Regions from separate parts of the Homo sapiens genome. Here regions 2 and 3 are each linked to region 1. A link is a loop called in an ENCODE intact Hi-C map of the cell type or tissue named here. Cell type or tissue: Caco-2. All regions are shown on one strand.

What was found. Peaks named below come from ENCODE experiments on the same cell type or tissue, not always from the same donor. Only the 100,000 strongest peaks of a DNase experiment are listed, where the experiment ranks them.
Region 2: a loop joins it to region 1, with 5 times the contacts of the local background. A loop is called at or near these places in 1 of 110 quality-filtered maps.
Region 3: a loop joins it to region 1, with 7 times the contacts of the local background. A loop is called at or near these places in 1 of 110 quality-filtered maps.

What each region holds. Positions count from the first base shown.
Region 1 is chr2:204,898,852-204,902,851 of GRCh38, reverse strand. All of the region lies in intron 2 of PARD3B (par-3 family cell polarity regulator beta), which reads right to left. Among named protein-coding and RNA genes, the nearest start is that of PARD3B, 360 kb to the right of the region's middle. In Caco-2, no CTCF peak of the experiment used is centred here; DNase peaks (open chromatin) are centred at 1,751 and 2,141.
Region 2 is chr2:204,338,356-204,342,355 of GRCh38, reverse strand. No RefSeq gene overlaps it. Among named protein-coding and RNA genes, the nearest start is that of PARD3B, 210 kb to the left of the region's middle. In Caco-2, no CTCF peak of the experiment used is centred here; DNase peaks (open chromatin) are centred at 1,975 and 2,808.
Region 3 is chr2:205,356,786-205,360,785 of GRCh38, reverse strand. All of the region lies in intron 18 of PARD3B (par-3 family cell polarity regulator beta), which reads right to left. Among named protein-coding and RNA genes, the nearest start is that of NRP2, 320 kb to the left of the region's middle. In Caco-2, no CTCF peak of the experiment used is centred here; no DNase peak of the experiment used is centred here.

The sequences.
Region 1 (4,000 bases):
AGGAGCCATTGCTGGCAAGATAACTTCATTTTGTCCAAATATACTAGGAAGGGATGAAATGAACTCATTAAAGTTTCTAAAAGAGAAAGAAAAAAAATAGGACATTTCCTTTAAAGAAATGCTTAGGAGATAACTCTAGGAACAAACAGAAACTCATTCTTTTTTTTTTTTTTTTTTTTTTTTGAGACAGAGTCTTGCTCTGTCGCCCAGGCTGGAGTGCAGTGGCGCGATCTCGGCTCACTGCAAGCTCCGCCTCCCGGGTTCACGCCATTCTCCTGCCTCAGCCTCCCGAGCAGCTGGGACTGCAGGCGCCCGCCACCACGCCCGGCTAATGTTTTGTATTTTTAGCAGAGACGGGGTCTCACCGTGTTAGCCAGGATGGTCTCGATCTCCTGACCTCGTGATCCGCCCGCTTCGGCCTCCCAAAGTGCTGGGATAACAGGCCTGAGCCACCGCGCCTGGCTGAAACTCATTCTTTATACAACTTAAAAACGTCTAGCTATTCAGAAGCGATCACACTCATGCTTATAACCCATATTTTAATCTCGAGTCTCAACTTTAACCCCTAAAATCGTGAGTAGAGAACAAAGACCAATTAATTTCCAGAACCACTTGAAGCAAACCTTAAATTTCCAACAGCTCCTTAAAAGAAAACAGCCTTTTCTATGTAAAACATTAACTGATAATTTTGAAAGAAAAGTTATTATCTAAAATACAGCTTCTGAATTGAAGTTGAAGGACAAGAAACGGTCCATGCAGCCAGGCAGCAAGGGAGTACTTGCACCACCACCCCACCAACCCCAGGCAGTGCAGCTCCGGGAGGTTCCTCCCTACTGCTTGAGGAGAGGAGGGGAAGAGTAGAGAGGACATTGTCTTGCAACTGGGATACCAGCTCAACCACAGTAGAATAGGGCACTAGGCAGACTCCTGAGACCCCCACTCCAGGGCATAGCTTCTAAACAACATTTCCAGGCACACCCTGAGCCAGAAGGGAAACCACCTGCCTTGAAGGGAAAAACCCAGTCCTGGAAGGATTCATCACCTGCTGACTAAAGAGCCCTTGGGATCTGAATAATCAGCAGCAGTACCCAGGCCGTTCTCACTGTGGCCCTTGAGTGAGACTCAGAGACATGCTGGCTTCAGGTGTGACCCAGCACATTCCCAGCTGTGATGGCTACAGCAAGAGACTCCTTCTGCTTGAGACAAGGAGAGGGAATAGCAAAGGGGACTTTGTCTTGCACCTTAGATACAAGCTCTGCCACAGTGTGGTAGAGCACCAAGTAGATTCTAGGGTTCCCTGATTCCAGGCCTTGGCACTTGGATGGCATTTCTGGACCGGCTCCATACCAGAGGGGAGCCCTCTGCCCTAAAGGGAGAGTCCCAGGCCTGGTAGCATTTACCATAAGCTGACTGAAGAGCCCTTGGGTCTTGAATGAACACCAGCAGTAGCCAGGTAGTACAGGCCTCAGGCAGTGGTGGCCTCAGGGAGAGACGACTTTACCTTTGGAAAGAGAAGGAAGAGAGGAAAGGACTTTGTCTTGTGGCTTCAGTACCAGTGCAGCTGCCATAGAATAGAGCCCCAGGTAGATTTCTAAGGTTTCTGACTCCAGGCCCTGGCTCCTGACTGGTTCTCTGGATCCACCTGGGACCAAGGGGAAATCACTGCCCTGAAGGGAAGGACACAAGCCTGGCTGGCTGCCACCTGATGACTGCAGTCTCAGGGCCTTGAGCAAACATAGGCACTAGCTAGGCAGTGGTTATCACAGGTCTTGGGCAAGACCCAGCGCAGTCCCAGTAATCCCAGTAATGATGGCCACAAGGGTCCTTGTGTCACCCCTCCCCCCAGCTCCAGGAAGCTCAGCAGAGACAGAAAGACTCCAATTGTTTGGGAGAAAATAAGGGAAGAGAAAGAGTCCCTGCCTGGTAATCCACAGAACTCTTCCAGATCTTATCCAAGACCTCCAAGATGGTACCTGTAAAAGTCTGCAAAAGTCACAGTGTTACTTTTAGGTAATGCAGATGTGGCTGCAGTGACCAAAAACTTAGATTACAACATCTAAGTCCCTTCAAATACCTGGAAAGCCTTCTGAAGAAGGGCAAGTACAAACAAGCAGACTGCAAAGACTACAATAAATACCTAAGCCATCAATGCCCAGACAATGACAAACATCCACGAGCATAAAGAAGGTCCAGGAAAATATGACCTCACAAAACAAACAAGTAAGGCACCAAAGACAAATCCCGGAGAGACCTTTTAAAAGATTTATGACCTTTCAGACAGATATCAAAATAGCTGTTTTGAGGAAACTCAATGAAATTCAAGATAACACAGAGAAGGAATTCAAAAACCTGTCAGATAAATTTAACAAAGAGATTGAAATAATTTAAAAGAATTAAGCAGAAATTGTGGAGTAGAAAAATGCAACTGACATACTGAAGACTGTGTCGGTGTCTCCTAAGAGCAGAACTGATCAAGCAGAGAAATAATTAGTGAGCTTGAAGACAGGCTATTTGAAAATACACAGTCAGAAGACAAAAGAAAAATGAATAAAGAACAATGAAGTACACCTACAGGATCTAGAAAATACCCTCAAAAGGGCAAATCTAAGAGTTATTGGCCTTAAAGAGGATGTAAAGAGAGAGATAGGGATAGAAAATTTATTCAAAGTGAAACCAACAGAGAATTTCCCAAACCTAAAGAAAGACAACAATATTCAAGCATAAGAAGGTTATGAAACACCAGGCGGATTTAGCCCAAATAAGACTACCTAAAGGCATTTAACAATCAAACTCCCAAAGGTCAAGGATAAAGAGGGGATCCCAAAAGCATCAAGTGAAAGGAAATAATACACAAACGAAGTCCAATAGGTCTGGCAGTAGACTTCTCAGTGGAAACCTGATAGGTCGGGAGAGAGTGGCAAGACATGTTTTAACTGCTGAAGAAAAAGAAAAAAAAAAAACTTTTATCAAAGGATAGTATATCCAGCAAAATTATCCTTCAATCAAGAAGAAATACTTCCCTAGACAAAAACTGAGGAATTTCATCAACAGCAGACCCTGTCCTACAAGAAACACTAAAGGGAGTTCTTCAAGCTGAAAGAGAAGGATGTTGATGAGTAATAAAAAATTATCTGAAGGTATAAAATGCACTGGTAATACACTGAAAAACACAGAATATTATATTACTGTAATTATGTTGTGTGACCTACCTGTATCTTAAGTAGAAAAACTAAAAGATGAACCTATTAAAAATAATAACAACAACTTTTCAAGACATAACAGTAAGATACAAATAGAAACAACAAAATATTAATAATGAAGGGACAAAGTTAAAGTGTAGAGTTTTTTTAGTTTTTTTTCCTTGCTTGTATGCTTACGCAATCAGTGGTAAGCTGTCATCAGTTTAAAATAATGGGTTATTAGAGATTATTTGCAAGCCTCATGGCAACCTCAAATCAGAAAACATACAACAGACTCACGAACAATATAAAGCAAGAAATTAAAACAGCGCAGCAGAGAAAACCACCTACACTGAAAGGAAGACAGCAAGGAAGGAAGACAGGAAGGAAGACAGGAAGGAAGGAAGGAAGGAAGGGAGGGAGGGAGGGAGGGAGGGAAGGAGAGGAGGGAAGGAGGGGAGGGAAGGGAGGGAAGGGAGGGAAGGGAGAAGAGAAGACCAAAAGGCAACTAAAAAACAAATAACAAAATGGCAAGATTAAGTCTTTATTTATCAATGATAACACTGAATGTAAATGGGCTAAATTCTCCAATCAAAAGACATAGATTAAAAAAAAAAAACCTAATATTCCGTTGCCTACAAGAAGCAGACTTCACCTGTAAAGACACACAAAAACTGAAAATAAAGGGATGGAAAAAGATAGTTCATGCCTATGGAAGACAAAAATGAGCAGGAGTAGCTATACTTATATCAGACTTGAAATAGATTTCAAGACAAAAACCATAAAAAGAGACAAAGGTCATTATATAATGATAAAGAGGT
Region 2 (4,000 bases), 560 kb after region 1:
TTTGTATTTTGATATAATGTTATCTGATGAATAAAAATTCATGACAGTTTTATATTCATTGTGAAATATCCTTTCTGACAGGATATCTTTATCTCATTTAATATTTCTACTTTAATTTCTATATTTGTTGTTAGTAATGGAATTCTTTCTTATTGTCTTTGCCTGATATGTTTGCCCACGTTTTAATTTTTTAATGTATTTTTTATTTAGTAATTTCATAGTAGGTGGGTGTTTGGAAAATGTCACGTAGGTGGATTTCCCTTCTCTTATACAATCTAAAGATACTCTCTTTTAATGAAGGGGATTCCCCCAATTGCATTTATATTCATGAACATATTTGATCATTATTTCACCACCTTTTCTAAAATTTCTCCTTATGTTTCCTTCCTCCCTCCCTCCCCCTCCCTCCCTTCCTTCCTTTTTTCCTTCCTTCCTTTTTAATGCCTTTTATTATATGACTATATGATTTTTACTTTTACCTTCTCCAATATTTTTGAAGGAATCTATCATTATTTTAAATCTTTTTTTTTTTTTTTTTTTTTGTGAGACAGAGTCTCACTCTGTCGCCCAGGCTGAAGTGCAGTGATACCATCTCGGCTCACTGCAAGCTCCGCCTCCTGGGTTCACGCCATTCTCCGGCCTCAGCCTCCCGAGTAGCTGGGGTGGCCGCCCGCCACCACGCCCGGCTAATGTTTTGTAGTTTTAGTAGAGACGGGGGTTTCACCGTGTTAGCCAGGATGGTCTCGATCTCCTGACCTCGTGATCCACCCGCCTCGGCCTCCCAAAGTGCTGGGATTGCAGGCGTGAGCCACTGCGCCTGGTCTATTTTAAATCTATTAATTGTTACTTTAGTTTAGAAATCTTCTCCAACCCAGAGATGGCCAGTGTGTAATGTCATTCTCTCCTTTTCCAGTGAAGACCGTATAAATGAATCAGAGCAGTTTCCCATTGAGCCTGATATGACCCCAGCAAAGCCCTAGGGCAGTCATTGCCAATTAAGAAGGGTTGGAACACAAGCTGAAATCTACTTCCCATTCTTACTTTTTTCTATTTATTGAGTTAAGCCAGTTGATCCCAAATGTTGCTGCACATTGGAAGTGGCAGAGGAGCTTTCGGGCACCCCATACCAATTAAACGAAACCATCGGAGGGTGAAAGCCAGGCATCAGTGGTTCATAAAGATCCCCAGCTGATTCCAATGCACAACATTTGACAACTATTGAGTTTAAGAACAATTTTAGATTGTTCTTAAACTCAGTATTTTAAGACTTACCCTGCCACCTCTCTGTCATCACTCATGTAATCAAAACGAAAGTGAACTTTTTTGCTCTCCCTCTCCCTTTTCTTCTTTCCCTTCTATCTTCCCACCCGCTCTTCTTTTTTCCTTCCAACCATTATATATCTTCTAATTTAAAAATGAGTTTTGAAATTGGCATCCACTTTTATAATAACATTTACAAAAATTAATTTGGATATCTCTCAATTCTAAATGGTTGAATGTTTGCAGCCAGATGGTTTATACAATTATCTTCATATTTCGAAACTTTGAAAATTTTGTTTTTTCTCTCAGGCATTTCAATTACAGCTTCAAATAATTTTTTCTAAGAAGTTCACATGAATGATACATTGCATATTTGTGAGTAATTTCTTCTGTTGCCTTCACACACAAAATTTGGCTACGTACAAAATTCTTACATGATAATTGTTTCTTTTTTTTTTTTTTTTTTTTTTTTTGACGGAGTTTCACTCTGTCGCCCAGGCTGGAGTGCAATAGCACAATCTTGGCTCACTGCAACCTCTGCCCCCCCCGGGTTCAAGTGATTCTCCTGCCTCAGCCTCCCGAGTAGCTGGGATTCTAGGCATGTGCCACCACGCCCGGCTAATTTTGTATTTTTAGTAGAGACGGGGTTTCTCCATGTTGGTCAGGCTGCTCTTGAGCTCCCGACCTCAGGTGATCCACCTGCCTTGGCCTCCCAAAGTGCTGGGATTACAGGCGTGAGCCACCATGCCCGGCCATTGTTTATTTTTAAAATTCTATAGACATTAGTCCACTGTCTTCTGGTATGTCAAGTTGCAGAAAAGGTATTTGAGGTCAGTCTTATTTGCATTCCTTTCAATCTATTCATTTATTTTGCCAAGAGGCTCATAAATCCCCTTCATTCTTTTAAGTTTTCAAGTTTGGCCAGGATGTACTTTCATTTGGGTCTTTCAAAATTCATTTTGCTTCGAGGTAGTGGGTGCTTTCAATCAGTAAGTACAGATCTTTTTTTTCAGCTCAGAAATGTTTTTCTCGTCTTCGCTTTGGTTTCTCTTCTATTTATACTGATCTAAGAACACCAGTGATCTGTGTTTGCTCTCCATCACATATCTTCCATATCTATCCTCTGTTTGCCATTTAAATCTCTTTGATTTTGCTTCTGCAATCCAGGAACACTTTTCAAGTTTAACTTTCATATGACTAATTCGAAGTTTCACAGCATCATTCAGATTTTTTCTAACACTCATGTAAATTACATTTTTCCATTGCATTTTATACCCAAGGCTTTTTTATGTTTTTGTTTGTTTCTTTGTTCCATTTTTAGGGCACCCTGTTCTTGTTTCATGTATACAAATCTTTTATATTTTGAAAGATACTAATTACAGTTTACTTTGTAATGTTTTCTTTTCCCTGCACATTGCCTTTTTCATCCAGGTTCCTTTTTTCTCTTGTTTTCTCCTCCCCCGCTCCCCACCATACTACCTGCTTTTCTTGGATTTATGGAAAACCTTGATTGTTTGCTTATGTTAAAGAGCAGAGGGCTAAACAGCTGCCTGAAACTCTGAGTGCCTAGATGCAGACTGTCCTCTGTGAATCACTGAAGAGTGCTTACCATTCCCATTGTCAATACAGTGATCGCTTAGTATAAGCAGGGATTGGTCCAAAACTCCTGTGGAACCAAAATCCACAGATGCTCAAGTCCTCTGTATAAAATGGAGTGTAGTATTTGCATATAACCTGTGCACACCCTCCTGTTTAACTCATCTTTACATTACTTATAATACCTAATACAATGTAAATGCTATGCAAATATTTGTTATATTTTATTGGGTTTTTTTATGTGCACCATTTTTTTTCCTGAATATTTGCAATCTGCAGTTCGTTGAATCTGTGGATGAGGAACCACAAAAAAGGAGAGCCAACTATATGTTGGGGGCTTTCAGCACCATGGGCTGATCATGTCCCCTAGAGAAGACTCATCCATCTCTTTCATGAGAAATAAAGTTCCATTCTGGGAGCCAATGGAAGAAGAAACTAGTGCTCAGCAGTCAGTATGCAAACAGATACTTAATCTTCCTATTTTTGGTACAAAACCTGAGAGTTCTCCATTGTTGTCTTTAAGCTGAGAGTTTCTATTTTACCCTGTCTATAATATAAACCTCCAGGCTTCTGCTGGGGATAAGAGATGGCATCCAGTGGCAATCTAAGGGAGAGGGAAGGCACAGAGATCTAGTTTCTTCCTAATTTTCTCAATCCTCCTAATCTTTTGTCCTGCACTCTTTCATCCTGGCTTCTAGAAGGACTAGTGCTGCTAATTTCTGAGTCTCTGGAGGGGGACTGCAGTGTAAATTGGGTTAGTTCTCAGCTTTCCCTACCTACAGTTGAGGATTCCGCTTTCTCAGATCTGTTAAGTCTGTTTCCATATGTCTGTCTGTTTTATGGCATCAAAATTTTGCCACTTTTTCTTTTCTTCCGTTTTCTGTACCTATGTGGGCTGCTATATGAAAACAAGACCAAACAAAATCTCTCTATTATAGTGTTATAAGGGTTTGCCGAGGGAGCAAAATTAGATGTGTTTGTTCAAAGCTCCATCTTTACCTGGAAGTCCCATTTAGATCTTTTTAGATCTTTGGGGCTCCTTGTTAATTTCACTAATCTAAATTATAATTTCACCTTTAATCTGAGCTATCTTTCTCCTTAAGCTCCTAATTTCTAGTGGCCTGTCTTTTGGCATTCTTTCAAG
Region 3 (4,000 bases), 460 kb before region 1:
GCCCACTGAGACTTGGAGCACTGCTAAGCAGTAGTTAGCAGCTGCCACAAAGCTAGTGTGTCACAGACCTGGGATTCAGACCTGGGCAGTTCAGCCCCAGAGCCCATGCACCTGGCCATGACACGGTATGCCCCAACCCCAGGGCACTGCACTCCTCAGGGGAATGAATATGTTTTGTGATTGGTGTTGGAAAAATTTCCTCACTGTATTAAGAAAAAATAAAGCTGGCTTTCTATACCCTTCTATTACACAATAAACCAGAGTGGGATGTGAGTGGATTAAAGACCAAAATGTGAAAGGTAAGTCTATCAGCTCAGTAGAAGGAAATGTAGGAAAGTATTTTTTGTGACATAGAGGCGGAAAAAGATTTCTTAAGATCCTAAAAGCCCAAAGTATAACCACCTCTAATGAAAATAATATGATGTACTTGATTACTATAAAATGAAAGATCTCTGCTTTATGAGGTACACCACTGAAAAATCTGATTAAGACTGCAACTTGATAATGAAAAGGAAAAAAACAAAAGAAAAAACAAGAAATCCAACAAAAATGACAAATGATGTCAATAAAGAATTTACAGAATGAGATGCTATAAGAATTAACAACCATATAAAACGATGTCCAAACTCATTAGCAATGAGAGAAATTCATGTAAAAACACAATGAAATACAACTTGATATGCATTCAAATGACAAAAATCAGAAATGTAGACAATACCAAGTATTGATGGAGACCTTGGGAAATGAGAATGCTTGTGCATTGGTGATAGAAATAGATATCAATACTATGAATTTGAAATGCAAGCGGGAAAGATTAAAGAAAATTTAAAAAATGCATTTATCCTATTTTAGCTATTATTCTTTTCTGGCAGTAGTAAGGACAGAATGCATTTATTCTATGGCTCCCATGATTCCAAGCCAGAGAAATTTCCTCAGTTCCATTACAGGGCACGTATGAGGATGTTTCTTAGTGTCATTGTGCGGTAAAGGGTGCTTAGAAGCTAAGCAGATGTCCATATACATACTATATAATATGATTAAAGGATACAAAATTGTGTGAAAGAGATATTAAAAACAATGCTGAGTGGAAAAAAGAAAACAATGATATTTTGAGCACAATACCATTTCTGTGAATTACATATATCTACACAAAACAACTCTAATTATTTGTGGATATATCCCAAACACTTAAGTCACTACATGCAGAGGGTAAAAGGAGTATAGATTAAGGATTAAAGGGGAAAATCAAACAGGGAAAGAGTTTTGTATAGACAAATGACGATAGAGCCATGAACTGAGGATTACTGTTCACCCAACTCTTTGCACTCAGTCCAAAATAAAAGAGGAAACAAAAAGGAAAGCTTATGGTATGACTCTAATGGAAACAGATTACTGGCAACCTAGCCAGCCAGAGTACATGCATAAGATTTCCCTTATATATTTCATGTTATTATTGTGGAGACAAGATATAGTAGTATCTAGAGAAATTCAAGTGATTTTCCAAAGTTGTACTGTCCTAAAAGCAGAACAGATGAATTATTAACTTGCTGACAATTTAATCTTTCGAAAGTTGAAGAGACTAATGAGAGGAGCTATTACTCTGGACCAATAAAGCAAAGTTAAAGCGATGGAAACCTTGAGAGAATTGCTTGGTGTTTGTAAGAGTCAGGGAATGAAATTGCTGGGCAGCATAATTCCCAAACATTATAGATTTACTAATTATCACATTTTCAAGAGCTACCTTCAAAAATTCTGATTTCACAGGTCTAGGGAGGATCCAGAAATGTTTGCGAATTTAAAGCAAGCTGCGCCACAGACAACACTTCTCAAAAATGGAAGGGCACAAATTTCTACAAGTTCAGAGGAAAGAATGATACGGCCCCATGACCAGGGTCTAAGACAAGAAAGATGTCTTAAGGGGGAAGCAAGGCATTCAACAATAAAATTTTGATAATGATAAATGCTAAAAACTATACAGATGAGTTAAAATGCCACCGAGGTGGTAGGAATGTAAAGAATGGCATGTGGCTGATGAAACAGGAATTATTCAAAAGACGGGGGTGGGAAAGCACACCGTCTAAAACGAATGCAAGAGAGAACTGGGTAAGAATAGTGTCAGGAAGGGTTAAATCTGAGAATAAGCTCAAGCTTGAGAAAAATGCAGAGGACAATAAAAGGAATTGTTAGCGTATGTTTAGAGTGAAGGAAAAGAATGATTCACACGCCCCTTGGGGCAGATATTATAGTATTAGCAGATGACAGTAAGAGAGAACAAAAACTCAAGCATTCTGTTTGCTGCCATCTTCCCTATCAATGAGAATGATCTTCACACTAAGCCACAAAACAACAGATTAAGAAGCAACCGAAGCCTGAGAGAGGTGATAAAACTAAAAGGGAGCATCTAGCCGCTTTATGAGTTTGTGTCTCTAGGCCCAAATGAATCTTATCAGAGTTCACTGAAGGAACTCACAGATGTGACTGCAGAACTTCTGTGGGGATCTTTGAGTAATCCTAGAAGACATAAGAGATGCAGAAGATCCAGGCTAAGGTCTCAATTTTTAAAAGAGTAGCGGTGATTGGACAAGAAAGCACGTATACAGTTCTGAAAACAGCAAAATAGTGAATTTCAAGTTGCTGGATGAATACATAGATAATTTATGGAAACTCAGGAGACAAAAATTAAGAATGGGGTAATTTTAAGGGACCAAAAAGGGCTAAGAACAGCTTATGTGAAATTTACGTCCTTCTCATCTTTGAAAGATTCACCATATGAGGTGAGGAATGTCAGAATCTCTTTCAACAGTTCACCAGGTGATTCTGTGGTTCAGCCAGGCGTGGGGATGTTGACAAATGGTTATGGAGATCCCTCCAAAGCCAAAGATTCAATGACTGTGTGCTTTTTCAATGACATCACTGTATCTATGCCTTCTTATTTTATTGCTGTTTCTTCTGCTTTAATGTTATTGAGTACTTTCTAACATCTTTGGCAAAAGAGAAACATTAAGCCATAGTCTTTCTCTTAATCATTCTTCTAATAACCACTACAGATCTCATACTCTCCCTTCTCTGTTTGACTTCAGAGAAGTCTGCATAATTACAATCTATCACTATCACTTATTTTTTTTCTCATGAAACTCTCAAGTATTCTTCCATTTCCTGAGCTAAAACTTTCGTTCCAAAACTTCAGAATCTTTCATTTTGTGTACTTATTTTACTCTCCATTGGTATTTTTCTTTTTCTCTGGCATCATTGGCCCTGCTCAAATAATCTGGTTTCATTCATCTAAGCAAGTTCACCCACTTAATTACAAACACTTCTGCACCCATGTCGACTGTTTCTCTTCCCTAACGCATAGACTTTGGGTTCTTAATGTTTCTAAGCCAGACAGAAATTATTTTTGTCTTCCAAATATAATTCAACTCAGGAAGTTTCATGGACTTTATTCTGTGTGCAACACCCAATCCGAAGTGTGTAAGACCTAGTCATGTCCTCAAAATGCTTCAGCATCACCAAAGGAGTGTGAACATACACACCCGAAACTCCTAGGGAACTATTTAAGGCTAATTATGATTAAGTAGGAAAAAATGTCCTTCTCTCCTCCCACAACACACTGTGCTTAATATTTATTAATAGCAGGTAGTCAATACTTTGTTTTATTAATGAATGAGTGAACAGATAAACATATGCTGGTCCAAATTCAGTATTATAAGAAGCTAGAACAGAAAACACCACAGTGGAGCAGAGGTGGAAAGCAGTCATACAATTATTATGCAAATGAGAAACAATAGATAATAGTTTGAATCTAGGGGAAGAAAAACTTTTTCCCCAAAAGTTTCCTTGTGTTTGTTGTTACTGGAATGATGTTCTTTTTGTCTTCTATTTTTTTTTTTTTTTTGAGACAGAGTCTTGCTGTGATGCCCAGGCTGGAGTATAATGGCGCAATCTCAGCTCACTGCAACCCCTGCTTCCTGGGTTTAAGCGGTTCTCCTGCCTTAGCCTC